Regions from separate parts of the Homo sapiens genome. Here region 1 is linked to region 2. Evidence: read pairs that join two places in POLR2A ChIA-PET (ENCODE). Cell type or tissue: MCF 10A. All regions are shown on one strand. Region 1 has its middle 250 kb from the start of LINC02667. Region 2 has its middle 180 kb from the start of LINC02667.

What was found. Peaks named below come from ENCODE experiments on the same cell type or tissue, not always from the same donor. Only the 100,000 strongest peaks of a DNase experiment are listed, where the experiment ranks them.
Region 1: POLR2A ChIA-PET joins it to region 2 with 5 read pairs; 2 of 35 experiments call an interaction of 5 or more read pairs at or near these places.

What each region holds. Positions count from the first base shown.
Region 1 is chr10:129,161,814-129,165,813 of GRCh38, forward strand. No RefSeq gene overlaps it. Among named protein-coding and RNA genes, the nearest start is that of LINC02667, 250 kb to the left of the region's middle. In MCF 10A, no CTCF peak of the experiment used is centred here; a DNase peak (open chromatin) is centred at 1,898.
Region 2 is chr10:129,094,951-129,098,950 of GRCh38, forward strand. No RefSeq gene overlaps it. Among named protein-coding and RNA genes, the nearest start is that of LINC02667, 180 kb to the left of the region's middle. In MCF 10A, no CTCF peak of the experiment used is centred here; a DNase peak (open chromatin) is centred at 1,571.

The DNA of each region.
Region 1 (4,000 bases), 67 kb after region 2:
CAAAAAATACAAAAATTAGCCTGGCGTGGTGGTGCATGCCTGTAATCCCAGCTACTCAGGAGACTGAGGCATGAGAATCGCTTGAACCTAGGAGGCAGAGGTTGCAGTGAGCTGGGATCGCACCACTGCAATCCAGCCTGGGTGACAGAGTGAGATTCTGTCTCAATAATAAAAAAATAAATAAATAAAAACACAACTGTGACCTTAAACTTATTTCTGGGGGTAGGGGGAAGGGAATGATGAAAAACAAACTATAGAAAAAGACGGTGATTCAGAAAGTTGCAGAAACAAACACAAATTCTGTGCAGTCTCCATAGGTTTATGATCACATTGAGGATATTAAAAATCTAGAGTCAACTTTCAGTTGTCCAGTGTGTGGAAGGCTCCAATCTGCGACTTCTCCTGTTCATTCAGCAGGAGGTGGGCAAGAGGTAAAAAAAACCCAGCGTGACTGTCTTTTCTACAGTTAATCATCTACTTCCCAGACAAAAAAGAGGCTCCTGACTGTTGACTCTTTAACATTCTCCTTTGATTTTTGCTACCATGAAGGTTTTAGCGGGGAGAGCTACAAGGTTTAGGAAATGCCTTTTAAATTTCCTTTACCCATCTGTATAATCTTCATCTTTATTTCTTTAATCCCCATTGCCTATGCATTAGCACCTCAAAAGCTTATTATTTAGATCAAAGCAGACTTAGGAAGGAGCTAGTCTATCTTGAATTTTATCCAAAAAAAAAAAAAAAAAGGCTACAGTCAAGGTAATTTCACTTTCCCTTTAAATAGCATATTTCACCCATATCCCAAAGACCTGTTTGTTGTTTTTCTTTCAATTAAAGAGCACAGTCCCTTTCTAGAATACATAAGGTATTTTTTTTATGAGTTTCTCAGTTTCCCACTGGCTAGATTCTGGATAGAATGGGAAAAATGCACCTTTATCAACTCAGGAATATTCATGGAGGAAACCTCACCCGTTTAATCTCATCCTTTTCCACAACACGAATTGGGATGGCCTTTGGAAAAAATTTAAGAAGGGGAAACGAACACCTTGAATGCACGCAGGGTGTGCAGGGGTAAACAAGGTTAGACACATTACTATTTTCCTATTGCTGCTGCGGGTCCTGCAGCAGGAACAGAAGGCCTCCGGGAGGAACTTCCTCCTGAAGCCTCTCACCCATTCACCTGGAGGAGCCAGGAGTGGGTTTGGATTCTGTGGAGTTTCTCATCTTCCTCACTTTCCCCCATAGCTTTGAATGTCCATGAAGCGGTTACCCCAAGCTTGGAATAATGGACTCCATGAGTAGAAAGAGCCCTAATTCCAGACAATTTCATGATCTATTCTCAATTCTCCGTTGCTGTTAATTAACCGCGGGGGTCCATGGTTTTGCCCCGTGCTGTGCAGGTGCCTCATGGGACGTCATCCCCGCCACCACTGCTCTGGCACAGTGCTGGGCCCAAGAGCAGAAGAGAAAACACAAAGTGATGGTCAAGATCATTCATCAGAGGAGGAAGCTCAAGAGTCTTAGGAGGGAAACAGACACCTCGTGGTTATAAAGCAGTTCGGCCCGGACATGACTGGGGAGTGGCTGGGTCAAAGAGTAGAGGCCTGATTAAATACTAAAAAATCAAACACCAAAGTTTAGTTGGCCAAAGAATGGCCAAACTAAAACCTTTCCAAGGCATTTTTATGCCAGCCTCTTTCTCTTAGTTAGATCCCTGTTGATGTTGGAGGGGCCAAGATGACCTGAAACCGAACAAATTTAAAGCCGAAGTAGCCATTTGCAGAAAATGACTTCTTACTTTGGGACAGCCGAAAATGTCTGAAAACATGAGTAATGTGTCTTACAGCAAACAGCATAGAACAAATGTTGCAAGACCCGCTTCCTTATGTGGTACATTGTACTTTTATGCATGTACGCTGTGTGAACAAGAGGGTTAAAAGTTAAACAGTTGCCTAGGGCGAAAGGAAAACGCACTGCACAGGTAGGGAATGAGCTTCTTGACTTCCTAACTATTACTATATGTCTTTAGCAGGAACTCACAGGCACCAGTGTGCAAAAATGTCTTTCCTTAAGGTGCTGGGTATTATGAAATTGGGCTGTTTTAATGTCTGAAATAGACATCTGACCTTTAATCCAAAGTCATAAATTTATCATTGTCTGAAATTGGTGGACTACCATTCTTATTAAGGCCAGTTTTTAGGATTTAGCATTTACAGAATACTTGGTCTCCAGTGTATGAAAAGAGACGTGAAATTCACCGGGGTGCCCTGGAAAACGGTTGAATAAAAAGGAATTAGCTATTTTGAAGCCGAGACATGGTTCCATTGCTGAACGAACTAACAAAGGCAAGAGAGAAACAATGACGGGTAAGATCAAGTTAGTCTATATTTCATAAGATGGTAAATACCTAGAAGTCATGTTTATGTATAATGAATTACAATCCTTCCACATTTACCTTAGTAACATTTTACAGGGGTTGTATTTTACTCCCAACGACCAATTATGTCATCATTCTGGCATTTACCTGGACATAATGATACACAGAAACCCATTCTTGTAACATAATTCATTGCTTAAAAGTGTTTGTAAAGTCACACGGCATTCTACACACACATAATGACTCGGATATTGCTATTAAATTTTACTGATTGAAGTTTAGTAAACCTCAAAAATCTTACGTTAGTTTCTGTGTATCTTATTAATCCTAAAGGAAAAGATGTTCAGCTATTTAAATGTCAATAAATGTGTAACCCTGTAAAAAGCAGACATTGTATATTCCGTGATACAATACCTCACCTACAATTTTAATGGAAGATAGAGACTTGCTGTTTTAACTGTTAAAGGCAGGTCATTTAGACTTTCACTGCTACCCCCATATTATGTCATCTATTAAAATATGAAAATACACTAAAAAAGCATGCACGTACACACCTTCACACCTCATACTCTCATACCCCAGGTCCCTTTCCTTGACTCGTTAAACTGAGTAAAGAAACCACAACTGTACCATTGGTTTGCATTCATTCATTTTAATTTAGATTTGAGAAAAAACAAGAAGTCAAATCCTTTTATAAGCTTGTGAGGTCACCAAATTTAAATTATGCCTCCGCCTATAAAGCACATTAATAAAAGTACTATACAGAGGGAAATTTAATATGAATGGTTAAAATGCATGGAATTCAGATTTTACTGTCAAACAGCTCAATTAAACAAATTGAATTTTTAAGCAACAAAAGGGAATTGAATCAAATTAGGAACAGAGTGTGATGTGAAATGTGGACCTTTATGAGGAGCGCCAGCCCCTCCAGCATGAAGCCTTCTTTATTTGTTGCCTCGGCAGTTAGAGGAGGCTGGCAGAACCGCATCACAACAGGATAAAAATGTTCACCATTGAAACACAGTTTTTGGCTCCCAATAAATCATCTATCACTTCATCACAGCCCAGTAGATAATGAGCAATAAAGTTTTCACACTCAGGGAATGAGGACACAGACACAAGAAATACAGCTGAAGCCGTAAGTCTGGCTCTGCTGTGAGTGGAAAGTGCTTTGTATAAGAAATGACCCTAAGATTTCCTCCAAACAAGAACACAGCATCTGTACAATACACAATTTGCCACATTAAAAATTAAATTGCATTTATTAGGAACTTTAATGACAACAGTATGTTGAGGTTGATATATTAAAGCACAATGTTGATCCAGAAATAGCTCTGTGCTCAAAACCAGCAACGCAGGGTGGTCTATACAATGAGTCACTATAATTTTTACTGGCATTATTTTAAATGTTTATGTGCATACACTATTCCCCATTGGTATTTAAATACTGCTAATGTATCTGTAATTCCAAAATAATTTTTATTTGGATGGGTTTCTCTATGCCCCCATCCCCATAAAATTCAATTGAAAAGAAAAAAAGTCTGAGCTATTGATTCCAAAATCATATGCTGGTGTATTTCACAGATGCAATCCATTTGCAGATGTTCTACAAAGGTTTCACCACAA
Region 2 (4,000 bases):
TCCAGGAAGCATCAGGATTGGATTTGGGTCTGAGTGGCCAGCTTTCAATAGGACTCATTCTGTGACTCCAGGTCAAACTTGCCAAATGTCTTCCGCAGATTAAGTACAGAACCCTGGATCAAACCCAAATGTGGAGGCAAGGAAATCCACTTGCAAGTAGAATGAGGGTCTTAGACACATTGCACAGGTTTAGTGAGGGCCTGGAAACTAAATCTGTGTTATACCCACCCCCACCAGTAAAACTCAAAACTGTGGGCCAGTGTTCATGACGTATAGGAGTTTGTAACTTCATCTTCTATAATCCATTTCACACAAATGCACTCCGGCTTGCTTCCTGGGCTAAAATAATACAGGTACTTATAAGAATTCACCCACAGAGTTAACATAGGCAAATGCTTTGGTCCCATAATATATGAAGTCAATGCTTGGTTTCTTCTAGGATTCAGGCACGTGCGCACAAACACACACAAACACACACACACACACACACACACACCACAGCAGAAAGGGTAGGTTTTCTTTTATCCAGTGCTTCTACTGCATAGAGAAAAAGCAAGGGCTATATTTTATTTAATACAACATTTTCAAATATTTTGTCCTACTTTCTCACACAGCACCAAAAATATCCTACGTGGTAGGAAAATAGAGTTAGTGTAAACAGAGGTGAAGTATAGCTTGCTGAAAATATGCAGAATGAATTTTTGGTTAAAGGATGGAGAGATTCAGGATGGAGGCAGCAACTCCTCTCCCCGCTACAGGGATGCCCGGTAGGCAGTGGAGAAAATGTAGTAAGTACAACTAAAACTGGATTTAATCATCGCTACTAATAAAGGGCCAAGGCTATATAGCAATTTACTGTGCTGTCGGCAAAATGAATTGCTTAAGGCACATTAGCAGGACGTTAGATAACACACACGCAGTAAGTAAATTATGATTAAAATAACCATAGAGTAAAGACTGTACATGCTCCACCGCCATAACTCTTTTTAAAAATCTTTTAAAGATACCTCCCCCAGTGAATCTGTTTATCACCTCCTACAATTTTAATCAAATTCAATAAGCATATTTCTTACTCTATAAAATGTTTTTGATTGGTCTTTTTATTTTTTTTTCCAATTGGTAAATGAAAGAATGATGTCATATGACAGCATTAAATACTATTAAACAGACCATAACTAACATCAGCCGTATAAATTATACATAAGCTGACATTTTTATGCACTTCGTGAAGAATTGCTTCATGGGTTGTACAATCTTTTCCAAAACAAGCTCCTCAGAATAACGTGACTGCTTATGTTTCATGGCTACAAATGGGTAACTGAATTAGCATTCATTTATGAAGTTTTCACAGGGAACCCTTCTCATTCAAATACTTGTAGATTATAATTTATTTTTATCTGAGGCATAATTTTTCATGTGGAAGTTTTGCCAAAATCAATAGAACCAGAGCCAAGCCCTGTTCCCTATTCCCAACTTAGACCCTCCTCTTGGCTGCTGCCTCCACGTGTCTTCTCTAGCTGGGAAGGTAAACAAATGAGTCTGCCTCATAATTGTCATCTCTGCCAAAGTGCTGAGCTGAATATTATTTTTTACCAGTTCAGCCCACCGCACTTAGAACTCTATTCACACACGTTTTAAAATGGCTTTTTGCATTCTTACGCAAGGAGTGCAGGCTCTTGTTATATGGCAGGAAAACAGCATATTTCATTTCTGATTCACAAGGAAAGTCCATGCCAAAAGTGTCAATGACAACCCCAGGTTTCGAAATAGCCTAGATTAACACAGAGAATGTGCAGGGGCTTGGGAAACCCTCTTCTGGAGGAAGGGGTCGTATCAGGTCCTCTTTGTGCCTGCAGACAGTTGGACTCTGTCCCAAACCAGACAGTGTTTTCTTATAGACACGGGCAATGTGCGAAGAGAGCAGGATCTGGCAGAAAAAACGCTGAGGTATTAATCAAATAAGAAAGTCTAAGGGCCACCAGTTTTCCACAGTGTATCATCACAGTAAACATATGAGGATGAATACCCTGTTTGCTGTGAGTTTAAATGTGTCTGAATAATCCTGGTGACGTTGCAGGGACTTTTGATTCCAGTAATTTATCTTATATGGTGAAAATTCTTTTGTTGCTTTAATTTGCAAAGGTTTTCTTTCAATTTTCTGAAGTCCAGACAGTACCATGTACCCAAGCAAAAAATGCACCAGGAGATGTGAATTGAGCTAATGCATGTATAAAGTGCTGGGCGCCTAAAAGCTTGACAAATACGGGACTGCTATTGTCATTATTGGGATTTTCACTGATTCAAATGCTGGGTAATGTTGACTCTGGTTCAACACATTTGGGTGTATCTCTTGATTGGCGAGAATGCACTCCGACTATGCCTGTGCCATTTTTGTCCATTTCTCTATACATTTCATACCTAGCCATACTGCTGTAGCAAATGTTGACACCCACTAGGATTTTACTTTAGCTGAGATATTTTGCATTTGCTTATAATAGAAGAAAACCCTCTTTGCACACCTAGGAGTTAGTGCAGCTTGTTAGCCCACACCCAACACGGATCTCAAAACTTTGTGAATCCCAAATTATCACCCTCTCCAGGTTTTGAGTCTAAAGCAGTTTGGACAAAGGGGCACATTCCCTGGCTGTGGCTTATTGCGGGCATGCAACTGGGTGCCTGGCAGATGCCCTGCAGAATACTGGAGATGGCTGAGTTATGACCAATGAGAATTTCAAAATAGGAGAGCTGATATGCAGAGACAGCTACTATGTCAGGGAAATTACGTGGGCACATGAATGCATGTATACATATGTATGTATGTGTATTGTATGTGCATGTGCACGTATGTATATGTGTATATGTATTGCAAGTGTGTGCCCACACGCATATACATCAGACTCAAAGATGGCATTTTATTCCTACTGCAACTATTAAGGCTTTTTTGTAGCTTGTGGACACAGCTCTTTTCACCCTGGCCTTCCCCGGTGAGGTGCAGCTGGATTGTGAGAGGCACCCTTAACTCCCCCACTGGAAGTGGCCCAGGAACACCACAAAAACCCCAATGGGCTTCTCTGAGGCTTCTGAGTCAGGATGCAAAGAACAGAAGCTGGGGAATAGTAGTACATAAACTCAAAGCCCAAGTGCTGCCTGTGATGCTCCTCAATGAGTGTAGAAATCTGAAGCAAGTCCAGATTTAAAATCCTGGGAGAAGGACCAACAAGACAGAAATGATCGCATTTAATTTTTATACTTCGGACTGTAAAGCAAACAACGTTTTGATTTTTTCAGCATTACTGAGACATGTGAGGAAGGAATTCTAAGAATGAGGACACTTTCACCCCCATGACCCTATTTGTCCCAAAGACTTCACTTACTGTTTTTGCTGATAACTCACAAATCGAAGTTTTGGCCTGAAACTCTCTCTTGCGGTCCAGACGGGCATCTCACAACAGCTACCATGCTCCAGCACTGAGCAAGTGCCAGGCAGCTTCTAGATGCTTCCTTTGAGTTAGCCCAACACAGGCAGGGGAAGCAGAGGATCAGAATGGTTAAGTCCAGGCCTATAGGCATCAGGGAGGGTGGCTGCCTCTGCAGCAATCACTGCAGTCAGCGTGGTGGACTCAGCACTTGCCGTCTTCACCCCAGTGTCCCAAAGGCACTTCCAACTCTTCATGTGCCACAACTTAACTCTTCTTCCCACTCCAAATATGATCGATGGCCTGTGATCCCTCCCCTGGAGAACAGGACCTCCCGCCCTCAAGGGGAGAACATACGGGCCATGTGTGCCCAAAGGTGGGAATCTTGGGGGCCATGTTAGAACTGTTCTTGCCACAAGTCAAAATCTGAAAGCATAAAGCTTTGGCCAATCTTTGAGTGCATGAAGACAGTGGTCACCTTTGGTGAAAAGACACTTGGGGAGAAAGTCTGGGTTCCAACCTCCCCAGGAATGGGCCCTAGCATGAGGAGGGCACTGGCTGTTATGGCCATAGTCACCATGATC